Linked DNA regions of Homo sapiens: region 1 is linked to region 2. The links are chromatin contacts, found by Hi-C or POLR2A ChIA-PET in ENCODE. All regions are on one chromosome and are shown on one strand. Each heading gives the region's core, a stretch centred on a gene start or an enhancer-like site at or near the end of the contact. The rest is flanking DNA. Distances are from core to core; before and after follow the strand shown.

Evidence for each region. Hi-C counts contacts between places; a loop is a spot of excess contacts on that map. ChIA-PET counts read pairs that join two places held with the same protein, here RNA polymerase II (POLR2A). Pooled maps may share reads with other maps.
Region 1: a loop to region 2 is called in a map of CD8-positive, alpha-beta T cell, with 19 times the contacts of the local background. The contact joins the promoter of EDEM1 here to the promoter of LRRN1 in region 2. A Hi-C loop is called at or near these places in 1 of 168 maps with a recorded cell type or tissue (CD8-positive, alpha-beta T cell) and 5 of 50 pooled maps. POLR2A ChIA-PET finds 5 or more read pairs at or near these places in 1 of 52 experiments (activated CD8-positive, alpha-beta T cell).

What each region holds. Positions count from the first base shown.
Region 1 is chr3:5,183,916-5,189,512 of GRCh38, forward strand. It overlaps EDEM1 (ER degradation enhancing alpha-mannosidase like protein 1), which reads left to right and starts at 3,792. Exons shown (of 12, transcript NM_014674.3): 1 at 3,792-4,399. The coding sequence starts at 3,891. RefSeq lists enhancers at 2,250-2,309, 4,731-4,780 and silencers at 3,421-3,830, 4,071-4,240, 4,291-4,580.
Region 2 is chr3:3,797,569-3,803,164 of GRCh38, forward strand. LRRN1 (leucine rich repeat neuronal 1) reads left to right here and starts at 1,863. Exons shown (of 2, transcript NM_020873.7): 1 at 1,863-2,351. LOC100130207 (a long non-coding RNA gene) reads right to left here and starts at 3,307. Exons shown (of 6, transcript NR_149025.1): 1 at 3,133-3,307. RefSeq lists silencers at 1,764-1,833, 1,844-1,933, 2,074-2,183, 4,717-5,011.

The sequences.
Region 1 (5,597 bases), core at 2,542-5,041, 1.4 Mb after region 2:
ATTTTTGTAGTTTTAGTGCAGATGGGGTTTCACCATGTTGGCCAGGCTAGTCTTGAACTCTGACCTCAAGTGATCCACCCGCCTCAGCCTCCCAAAGTGCTGGGATTACCGGCGTGAGCCACCGCGCCTGGCGACTTGTGCTAACGTTAAACCAAAATTATGGGGGGTCATTGTTTGTGGACTGAGTTTCTGCACTAGGTCCTAGCAGACCAAAGTAGTTACATATATTAAGTGCCACACAGTTACATGGAAACTTTACAGACCAGTTTTTCCTGAAAACAGAAAATCCCAGTCTGTCTGAATCAGAATAATAAGGAAGTCCCTTCTTCTTTAACCCTTAAAAAAAAAGTAACCCGATGTTAACCAATCAGTTATTTTTCATTGTTTTGTTTCCTTGCTCTCATCTTACAAAACCCACTATTCTGCTGTTTCTCATTGGGAGCTTTCATTCTGTTTTGTAGAATGGAGGCTGCCCCATTCATAAGTTATGAATAAACGCCAGTTAGATCTGTAAGTAAATTTGTTGTAATTTTTTTCTGACACTAGGAATTGCCAAATGACCCTTCACACGGGAAGTACTAGTTTTTGTTTTTACCAGTCCCAGTCCCCTATGCCTTTTTAAAAAAGAGATGAAGTCTCACTGTTACCCAGGTAATTGCATTGGCTATTTACAGCCACGATCATAGGAAACGCAGCTTCAAACTACTGGCTCAGGGGATCTTCCTGCCTCAGCCTCTCGAGTATCCTGTATCTTGCTAACAGAGCATGTTGACAAACTTGGATTTGTGCCCATCAAATAAGTTTGAACTGTAATTATATACTTTTTTTTAGGCCTTCAGCTTTGCAAAACCTCTGCTTTTGAAATACTTTTTTTTTTTTGAGACGCAGTCTCACTCTCTTGCCCAGAATGGAGTGTGGTGGCGCTATCTCAGCTCACTGCAACCTCTGCCTCCTGGATTCAAGTGATTCTCGTGCCTCAGCCTCCTGAGTATCTGGGATTACAGACGCCCACCACCACGCCCGGGTAGTTGTATTTTTAGTAGAGATGGGGTTTCATCATTTTGGCCAGGTTGGTCTTGAACTCCGGACCTTAAGTGATCTGCCTGCCTTGGCCTCCCAAAGTTCTGGGATTACAGGTGTGAGCCACCACGCCCAGCCGGGTGCTAGTTTTAAAAGTTTCAGAGTTGAAAAGTATTAATAGGTCTCACTATGTAGCACGGTTGTAAGTACTTTATATATATATATGATGTAATCACAACTGTGATAAACATTGTCCTCATCACTCACCCATTTTATGGATGAGGAAACAAGTCCTAGAAAAGTAACTTCCCAAGGTCACTCTTAGGGCAGAGCTACGATTTGAACACCTGACTTCTGAATGTGAGTTCTTAGTTGTCATCTCTTTGCATTCCCCAGAGTAAAGCCATTTTTACACTGAAAAAGTGCCTCCTTTCCTTTTTTATCAGTCCCTGATGCGCTTGTGAGATTACCGGAAAACCTGTCACAAATCAAACTGTTTATCTTAAAGAGTTGATTTTCAAGACTGGAGTTTTCTGATTGGGTATGGGTGTTGTCCCAATCTTATCAGTACATTTAGCTTAAGGAGAGTCCTAATCGAAAGGACTAGCACAAAATAACCCATTTCTTTCATTTCAGTTTCATTCCAGAAGGAAACACTTTCTGAACCTAGACCCTAATGCCTAGGCTATGCCTTGCAGGGCACTAATGTCAAAACTATTGCTTTTGGGTGGCTTGGAAAGAGCAGAGGGACCTGTCTGCTCAAGGGCCAGCTATTTGAAGTGCAAATTGCCCTAAAGTGTAGTAACTCCCTTTCTGCCTAGAGCCAACAGGCTCTGAGAATTGAGCCCCCAACCTGATTTCTTCCATTATGGCTTGTGGAATAAGCTTTACAGTTTTCTATGAAGATTAAATAAGCACACATGTCAAAGTGTTTTGAAAACCATCAGTTTTACTATGAAAAGCATCTTTCAGGAGTTGGATGGTTTTCTCTGGTTATTAAAAGATTTATTTTTATAAGAGTTTTTCTCTAACATCAAGACAGAAGCTGTCCTCAATGTGGCCTGCAGTTAACCAGGTCAAATTTAAGTTAAAATTTGCAATAAAGTAGCCCCGGAAGGAAACATGCAACATGCAACTGAATATTCACATTCAGTTTGCAAGTTCCAGGAAGGCAGAAGTTCAGGATCAAGGGCTGGAGCTGGGCTGCCAGCACAGTCCCTAGGCATCCTTCACAGAGGGGAAAAAGCAGAAGCTGTGTAGTCTAAAGACCCTGGCTCAAGCTGTCTTCGTAATCTTTTTGCTGCTTGGGCTGCTCTCGATGTCTCAATGTTGGGAAAGAACAAGGCTCAGCCAACAGTAAGGACCTTCCTATGTGCCAGCTACCATGTGCTGTAATCAAGTGTTTTCTTAGTTCCCCTTACACCTCCTCTGTATTTCAGAAAGTCCTCTACCCTGAAAATGTGATGAGAGTGCCACATGACAACTTACCTTCTTATGCACTCCATTGGTCGGCCATTCAGCCAATATCAGATTTGGGGGTCTAGTCAGGTCTTGCTTCCCAAGCTTTTCAGAAACCCTGATGAAACAGGCATAGGGTCTAAACTTAGGGAGGGCAAAACTTACAGCCAACTCCAAATGCAGCAAGCAAAATAAATAAGCGCCTAAACCATTGAATCTTTATGTGAAAGCCATAGCCCTTTAGAGCTAACATTTGCAATCTTCTTAATTATAGGAAGTAGATACAGAGGGGTAAAGTTATTTAACTGGGAATCTACCCCACACCTCAAAGGTTAGGTCACTAATTGCGGGTGCACAGGAGAGATGGTAGGATGGGAGGGACAGGAGAAGACATGTTTAGATATATCTGGTAAATAATTTGGTGGTGGTGGGAGCCTTCATTCCCACCCCCAACCCGCCCCCCCCTTTTAAAAAAATCCTATTTCCGAGACAAAAGCAATATAACATAACTTTGTATTTCCTGAAACTTCCAGTTTCTAAGAACTGTCCAAGAGTACTTACACGCACATTCCCGAGACCGTTGGAGTTGTTCGATAGGTCTAGGGAGGGATCTGGGGATACGTGTTTTACAAGCACCATGAGCGATTCTTCAAAGTTGGGTGTTTGAATCAAAAGAGCAGAATTCATGATACCGTTTTGTGCACTCCTTGAGCTAAAAGGTAGTATCCCACCCTCTCCATAAACAGACACCTAAGTTATAAAACTTATGCGCTCGATATGCAAAAATAGCTCGTTTTATACAGAAACGATCCTTTCCTTCTTTTCCTTATATATCTTTTAACTGTCATCACTCCTAACCTAGACCTAGAGTGGCTTTTTCCGGTCCTAGCTCTGCCGGACACACGCTCTGCCCAGAGACCCGATCCACCCAAGGCCAGGCGGTCTGGGGTCACGTCTGTGTCCAGCGTCCGGCGGGCGCTGCCGTGCCGCTCTCCCATTGGCTGGAAGTTCCCTCGCGGGCCGGCGCGGCTCCTGCTCGCCACGCCAGCCCATCGGGCTACGGACCGCCCAGGGGGGCGGGGCTTGGGAGTTGGGGCGGGGCCCGGGTGAGGGGCGGGGCCTCGGGGCGTCGCGGACGTCCTGGCGGCCTACTGCGTGGGAGGGAGTCCTGGGCCGCGCCCCGCGAGGCCGGGCCCAGGCCGGGCCAATCCCGGGCCACTGGGCGGGCGACCGTGGGGCCTGGCCGGCCCGCCGGAGAGCCTGGGGGTTGGGGACGATGGGCTAGTTCCTGGTGCGTCACGGGGGAGTTCCTTAAAGGGGAAGCGAGCCGGGCTACGGGGCGAGCGCGGGGTGCGGTGGTCGGCGGGGAGGCCCCCGCGCTTTAAAATAATGCCCGCGGCGCCCGCGCGACCATGCAATGGCGAGCGCTCGTCCTGGGGCTGGTGCTCCTCCGGCTTGGCCTCCATGGAGTATTGTGGCTCGTCTTCGGGCTGGGGCCCAGCATGGGCTTCTACCAGCGCTTTCCGCTCAGCTTCGGCTTCCAGCGTCTGAGGAGCCCCGACGGCCCCGCGTCGCCCACCTCGGGGCCCGTGGGCCGGCCTGGGGGGGTATCCGGGCCGTCGTGGCTGCAGCCGCCGGGGACCGGGGCAGCGCAGAGCCCGCGCAAGGCTCCGCGGCGTCCTGGGCCGGGGATGTGCGGCCCAGCCAACTGGGGCTACGTGCTGGGCGGCCGGGGCCGCGGCCCGGACGAGTACGAGAAGCGCTACAGCGGCGCCTTCCCTCCGCAGCTGCGTGCCCAGATGCGCGACCTGGCACGGGGCATGTTCGTCTTTGGCTACGACAACTACATGGCTCACGCCTTCCCCCAGGACGAGCTCAACCCCATCCACTGCCGCGGCCGTGGGCCCGACCGCGGGGACCCGTGAGTAGCCCCCGCCGCCCGGGGCCGCGCGCCCACGCGCTTCCTTCCGCCCTCCGCGCCGGGGTGCAGCCCTCTGTCCTCCGGGGCCCCCGAGGGCGCCAGGGCCGTTAGGGTCCCGGGCAGCGCTCCCGCGCCCTGTCCCGTGTGAGTCCCTGTGAAGACCCCCGAGCTTGAGGGTGCGGGGTGGGCCGGTGGCCTTCCTCTCCTGATTCTCCCGGAATCTCCAAACTTCAGAACTGCTGTCCAGCTCAGTGTCTTACGCGTGAGGATACTGAGGTCCAGGACCAGAAGGGACAGTGGCAGTGCCAAGGGCTGGCTTGGAGGGCTTTCCACTTCCATCCGACCCCTTCCTCCGGATGAGCATAAACTCTAAATGAAATCTCCATCATGCCCCCCGTGTAAACGCAGCCTCAGAACAAGCCTTTACCTCGCACCCCCACCTCTATCACATTGCCACACCCACGTCTTTTCTATGTAAAAAGCCTATAGTTGACTTCTCCAAAGCCGTCCATTGAGTTTGAGGCAGAACGGGGTTACAGCCTCTCCTTCACAGGGGCTGCTTCTTAGGCTGAGGATAGTTAGGTGGTGGGGAGGGAAGCTATGTGGCCCACTTTTGGGGTCCAGATACTTGAGGTGAAATTCACTGGATGCCAGATTGACTGTCAACGTCATCGCCCTGTACGATCTGTCTATAAATCCCCCGCCTCTGGTGGCGTGGTTGTCCGGGAAGGTCAGGCAGTCTTCCCTGTTCACCAGCCTTGTTTGCAAAGGCTGAGCTCCAAGGGTCACCACTGTTGACATCAAAGTCCAAGAGGGCAGTACACCCAGCTAAGGACCTCTTACCTGTAGGGAAGGAATGTGCATTGCCATAGACCCTGTTAGTCCAAATAGTTGACTCCCCTCCCCTGGATGGGAGTGGAGGAGTTGGTTTGCTCAGTGTCTTGGCACCGTCTGGGGCAAGCATTTTCCTTCACCTGGAGGAAAGCAGTGGAGTCCAGTCCTTAGGTTCTGATAAGGAAGCCTATAGACTAAACGGAGTTGGGTTTTTAAAATGGTGTGGTTATTTACACATTTATGTTTTAAATTGCAGTTTGAGAGCATGATTTCTACCGAAGCAAGGGGACATCCCAAGCTAAATTCAAAGGACTGAGCCTTTTCAAAATTCTAGGAAACCGATGAGTTTTTCTTGCTTAACCAT
Region 2 (5,596 bases), core at 613-3,112:
CTATATACTAAGCACTGTCCTAAGCATTTTACATGTTTACTCCCACTTAACCATCACAATCCTTTGGGATAAGTACTGATATTAACCCTACTTTAGAGCCAAGGAAATTAAGCCTTAAAGAGATAAAGTGACTTGCCATTAGGGACACAGCTCATAAATTGCAGGGCTGGGACCTAAGCAGTGTTGGCCTGGTTTCAAAATTCACACCTTGGTCCCTGACTCACACCATTCTCATGAAGTCTCTTCCAAAACCTGGAGGCTGTTCTAGATCTGGCCTCCCAAGAGCAACTCTCACCATCATTAATTGCTCCGACTGCTCCTCCAAGACCTACCTCTGTAAAGCTCCTCCTTGAAGGGCACAACCTCATCTCTCTTCCACTCCCAGGAAGGCAGGCTGGAAACCTAATAGAGACTCCCTAAGAAACCTGCATTCTATCTTTCCCTGACCATTCAATTTCCGTACTTCCACCAGAGCCCAACTTCTATCAGACAAACTCCATGCTATCTGCATGCTAACTCCATGGATAATCTGCATGAAAAGGGGGGAAAGAGACAAAATCATGTTACAAAACTTGGGCAAGGGTCTAGACTCAACTTGCTTTGAAAGATCTTAAATCTTCCCATTCATTTGTAGACAGCAGTGGGCCTTTTTCTTCCTCTGCTCTGCACGACCTTCTAGCCCAAGTGCTAGTATCACCTTTTCCTAAAGACTTTTAAGACAAACTGTGACCATTTATGTCTACATGACACAGTTTCAGGATAACAAAGTGTGAAGACACACAAAGACGTCAAACATTTATCAGAGACCTAAGCGAAACGCCAATAAATGTTACAGGGATCAAGAATATGGTTACTGACATTGAATGTATCCTGTGGCTTTGAAGAATCCAAAGGATGATTCTCGAATAATGTATCCTTCCAAATTCTCCAGAAGTTCTAAGTTTAGACATCATAATGAAATGTCACCACGTTCCTCTGCCAGAAGTTGTTCAGTACTGAGGGGCTAATGATGCTTTCGCTTAAAGCCGATTCCCCCAATAAAGGGTGCCAAGGCTTTTCTGAAGCCCTGCTTCCGGCTGGCGACTTTGAAGCTGAGACGCAGGTTCACGCGCAGTTTCCGAAGACCTATTCCGTCCCCACCCTCCTCCCCTTCCTCGGAGACACCTCCACTTAACACTGCCTTCTCAGTCCCTCGCCGCCTGTTTAAACACAACTTCCACCCCTCACAAATCAGAAAGCTGTAATTTCAAAGTTTCAGAAACGTTTTCGGAAAGCCTCCTCCAATGGGAAGCGACTTCGCCGCTGAGTTAAGCGTCCGAATCCTCCTTCCCGCGGCAGGGACACCGGCCCGGGCCAGGTCTGCGGAGGACGCCCCCGGGCGCGCACACACAGCCCGAGGACGCGCCCTGTATTTTAAGACGCAGGGTCGGATTTCACCCCGAAACTTGGCTCCCACAGCCCCAGGCCGAACTGTGTCTGGTTCTCAGCCCCCGAGCCCGAGTTCTACGCCGCAAAGAGATGGGGCCCCATTGTGCCTAGCTGGCCTCCTAGCACGGACGTGTATTTTCTTTTGGTCTGTCTTTTGCTAAAAACCGGCAGTGCGCTTCGCCTCCCTGCCCAGCCGCAGCCTGCCGTCCCCTAGACAAAAAGCGGCGACCGCGGCCCGGCCACCCGAGCCCCGCCGCGCTGCGCCTTTGTTGGGCGGTCCACAGATGGTGCCCAGCACGGGGCCGCGCCGAGGGCGGGGGCGGGAGGCCGCGAAGAGGGTCGGGCGGGAGGGGAGGAGACGGCGGAGCAGCCAATCCGCGCGCGGCCCATCAGCTGACCGCCTTTGCTTACACCAGGTGCACGCCGGCTGCGGGGAGCACAAAGCGGGGCGCACCGCGGGCGCCGGCAACGAGCCGGTGAACGAGGCGAGGCCCGTGCGCCCGCGGCTGCAAGCGCCCGCCTGGCGGGGAGAGGGGCCGACGGCGTCAGCCCGGGCGGCGGCATCCCTAGGCGCCTGGGGCGCCTTCCTCCGGACCTGGCCGCTCGCTGCCCCGCCCTCTGCACCCCACTTCTCCGACCCTCCTTCCCAGTCCTGCCTCCCCCTGCCCTGGCCTCTGAGAGCCGACTGAGCCCAGCCCCGTGCAGCAGCGGTTGCCTGTGTCGCCGCCTAGTCTCCGGTCTTGGTGCTCTCCCGGGGGTGCCCCAAGGAGCCAGTGCGCGCTGCGGGCTGGGAAGGAGGCGCCGCTCAGCTAGTCCTCCTCCTCCTCCTCGTCTTTCTCCTCCTCCTGCTGCTGCTGCCGCCGCCGCCGCCGTGGGTGCCGGGTCCGCGCGCACCCCAACACCCCCACCAGCTGGGCCTCGGGGTAAGTCCCTGGCCGGCCGCGCCGCGGCAGGAGGTGTGGGAGGCAGCGAGGGGAAGTCGAGGCAAACTTGGTGGCGTGGGAGACCCTACGGGGTCTGGGGAACCTCAGGGTAAGATCGCGGGCCTGAGGGGGACGAGGGGGCGCGGCTCACGGAGCTGGGGAAAATGACGAAGTCGGGAAACGAGAATATAGTGCCCCGTTTCCCCCCGTCCCCCTTGCCAAAAAAAAAAAAAAAAAGGTGTGGGAGAGCGATAGTTGGGAAGGCAGGCCAGATAGAAACAGGCAAAAAAAGGCAGTGACCGGAGCCGAGCCTGCTGGATTTCAGGGGCCGACCAGGGGAGGGAGGTGCCCGGGGACGGGGAGGGAGGAGGGCTGCCGGGATGTGAACCGGGGAAGGCAGCTGGGGCTGGAGAGCAGCGCGGAAAGGGGGCCCAGGGAGCTGGAAAGAGGGCCAAGAGGAGGGCAAGGAAGGTGGCGGGCGACGGGGAGAGGAAAGAAAAAGGGTGTCTTGGCGGTGGCCTTGGTAAGAGAAAGGGGCAAGGGGTATAATTGACAAGGCACTGAAAGTATTGAAGTCAGAGCCTTGGGAAGGATCTACCGAACTCTCGGCGGTCCACGCGGGGACAGACCTCAGCCCGTGAGCCTTGAGCTCCACGCGGGGACAGACCTCAGCCCGTGAGCCTTGAGCTCCACGCGGGGACAGACCTCAGCCCGTGAGCCTTGAGCTCCACGCGGGGACAGACCTCAGCCCGTGAGCCTTGAGCTCCACGCGGGGACAGACCTCAGCCCGTGAGCCTTGAGCTCCACGCGGGGACAGACCTCAGCCCGTGAGCCTTGAGCCCAGAAGGAGTGGCAGCCTCAGGACGTTTGCCAGGTGGCCTGGAATGTGAGGGAAGCCTCAGCCCCGCCAGGAACAGAGCTGGCGCTGAGTTCCCGGCTCGGCCCGGGTCAGAAGCGAGGAAAGTTTGCCGGCGAGTGTCCTTTGTGCTGCGTGGAGAGGGGTGTGGGCGGCCGCCGACTCGGCGCTTCCCCGCCGCCCGCCCAGGGAGTCCCTGCCTGGCAAGCTGGGGCTCGGGGAAAAGTCCAGCAGCGAGAGGGCCGCGTGTCCCGGGACGGTTCCAGGGGAGCCCGCGCGGAAACGCGGACCAGGCGCTTCGGCCCGGATGCCGGATCCAGGAGAAGGGGACCTCGCTTGCCGTGTCCACCGCCGCGGCCCCAGCGCCAAGAACAGAGCCTGGCCGTGAGTGAACGACTGGCCGGGGTACAAATGGTTCTGAAGCACTTGAAGCTCACAGGCAAAGGCTAAGAGTCTAAATCCCATCCCGCCGTAAGTATTTTCATTCCCAAACCTAAATCGTAAAGGAAAAGTGGAATTCTAATTGGGTGAGGGAACAGGTGCTGCCGACTCTGGCTTTTGCGTGGAGGATTTTCTAAAAGACAACATGTTTTGTTTTGTCTTGCCATGACAATCTAAATCATGTTAGTGGAATAGGCTCATTATTTCATTTTTAAAAGCTAGGGCTGGAGGAGTGGAAAGTTCAGGAAGGCACTTTGATCAGTATAAATCTAGAGTAAAAGTGTTATTGGCTCCAGGGCCATATGTGTCCCGAAGTCTCTGATTTGCATGCAAATGTGAGCGGATCCTGGCAGATGTCTGGCCTCATCCATTCACATGAAGGAATTTGAAAAGACAAGGAGTCTTCAGTTAACAATAGACCTTAAGAAAAGAGAATAAAGACGCAGTGTGAGTTTTTCTGTTTGGGAATTCCATGGTTTGCTGACACCTTTATTCAGGAGCCAAATTCTTTAAGTGCTATTGTATTGAAAGCTCAAAGTGCTGCTTGCTCTTTACCTGGCTGTATATATTCGTGCAATATTCAAGCTGGATATTCTAAGCTAGTTAGGAAAAGGTTTGTGTGAAGCAGACAGTAACTTTAACCCACTTCTGGCGGCTTGAAGTGATTTCTGAATTGACCCCTCAACTTTTCGAGTTTTCTTTTAATAATTTGACTCTTGCTCAAATTTGGTCCTCATCTTCAGAGCTATTCATTATAGTAGAAGATCGTTGTCGTTGACCGACATGAAGATTTCCTGAGAATGTCCACTGTCTAGCTGAGAATGTCCACTGTCTAGCCAAAGTCATTTCGGTTCTTAAGGCACCAAACTGTAGAACTGCAGGTGATGCAACTGTCCCAACCCTAGTTACCCGAGTGGTTTTCAGGTCACATAACAGTGAACGGGGAGGTAGTCGTGCAGTAGACTCTGGAGCAAGGGCCTTTCTGCCGTGTCTAACATTAGCTGCGTGACCACACTGCACTGTTCACCTCTTGGCGTTGTGCGACAGCTGAACAAAAGGCAGGCAGTGTGGGCCGCACGTGAGGCAGGCGATTATATTAATACCTACGACTAACCAGCCCCAGTGGCCTCTTCTTTTGTCAACCTCAAACACTGTTGAAGGGAAAAAGAACCTATTCACGGAACAGCATTTGCCCCAGTATTCTATATATTCACTGAAAGGGACATTAAAATACAACACCCCCCCAACCCCCGCCAGAAAAAAAAGACAACATTGTTTTGGAGGGCTCAGTGTTTCGGGGGAGGGGTGGACAACAGATGTTAGTCTGCTATTTTACATGTTCCTTTAAGTTATTTTTGCAGGTTCAGTGCCTTTTATACATAAGGCAATATTTTCACAGGATGGGGAAAAATGAATTGAATCAAATTTAAGTAAGAAAATGTTATAGCCAAGTTTGCATTTTGTGTCTTAGAGCTATATAGAAGTCAGAAAGTAACAAATCATTCTAATAAACTCTTAATTTGACTCTACACGCCTGATGTCTTCCTGATAGAGTTGAAGGGTAACTTAAAATAAACTTGACATTTCTAGACTATAAACCATTTTGTTGTAAAGTTATCTAGATATTTTTGAAACCTGGTAAGTTAAAAATGACCCTCACATTTGTGAAACCTTATCTTTGGCAATTAACCTGCCTGTGTAATCGTTATTCTGCAAGTCTAATGAAAGGACAGATTAGAACTCATTCCTTGGTAAATAAAACTGATAAAGTGTTTAATTATTAGAAAAGGATCATTCTGCTAAATAAAAGATCTCAAGACCAGATCCAACTGCAGACTGTGTTTCTAAAACATAACCTCAGCTAGCTCTGGTTAATGTCTGAAATTCTGGGAAAGCAAGGAAAAACTCAACCATTGATCTCTCTCTGGTTAGTCTGTGCTAAGGCCAC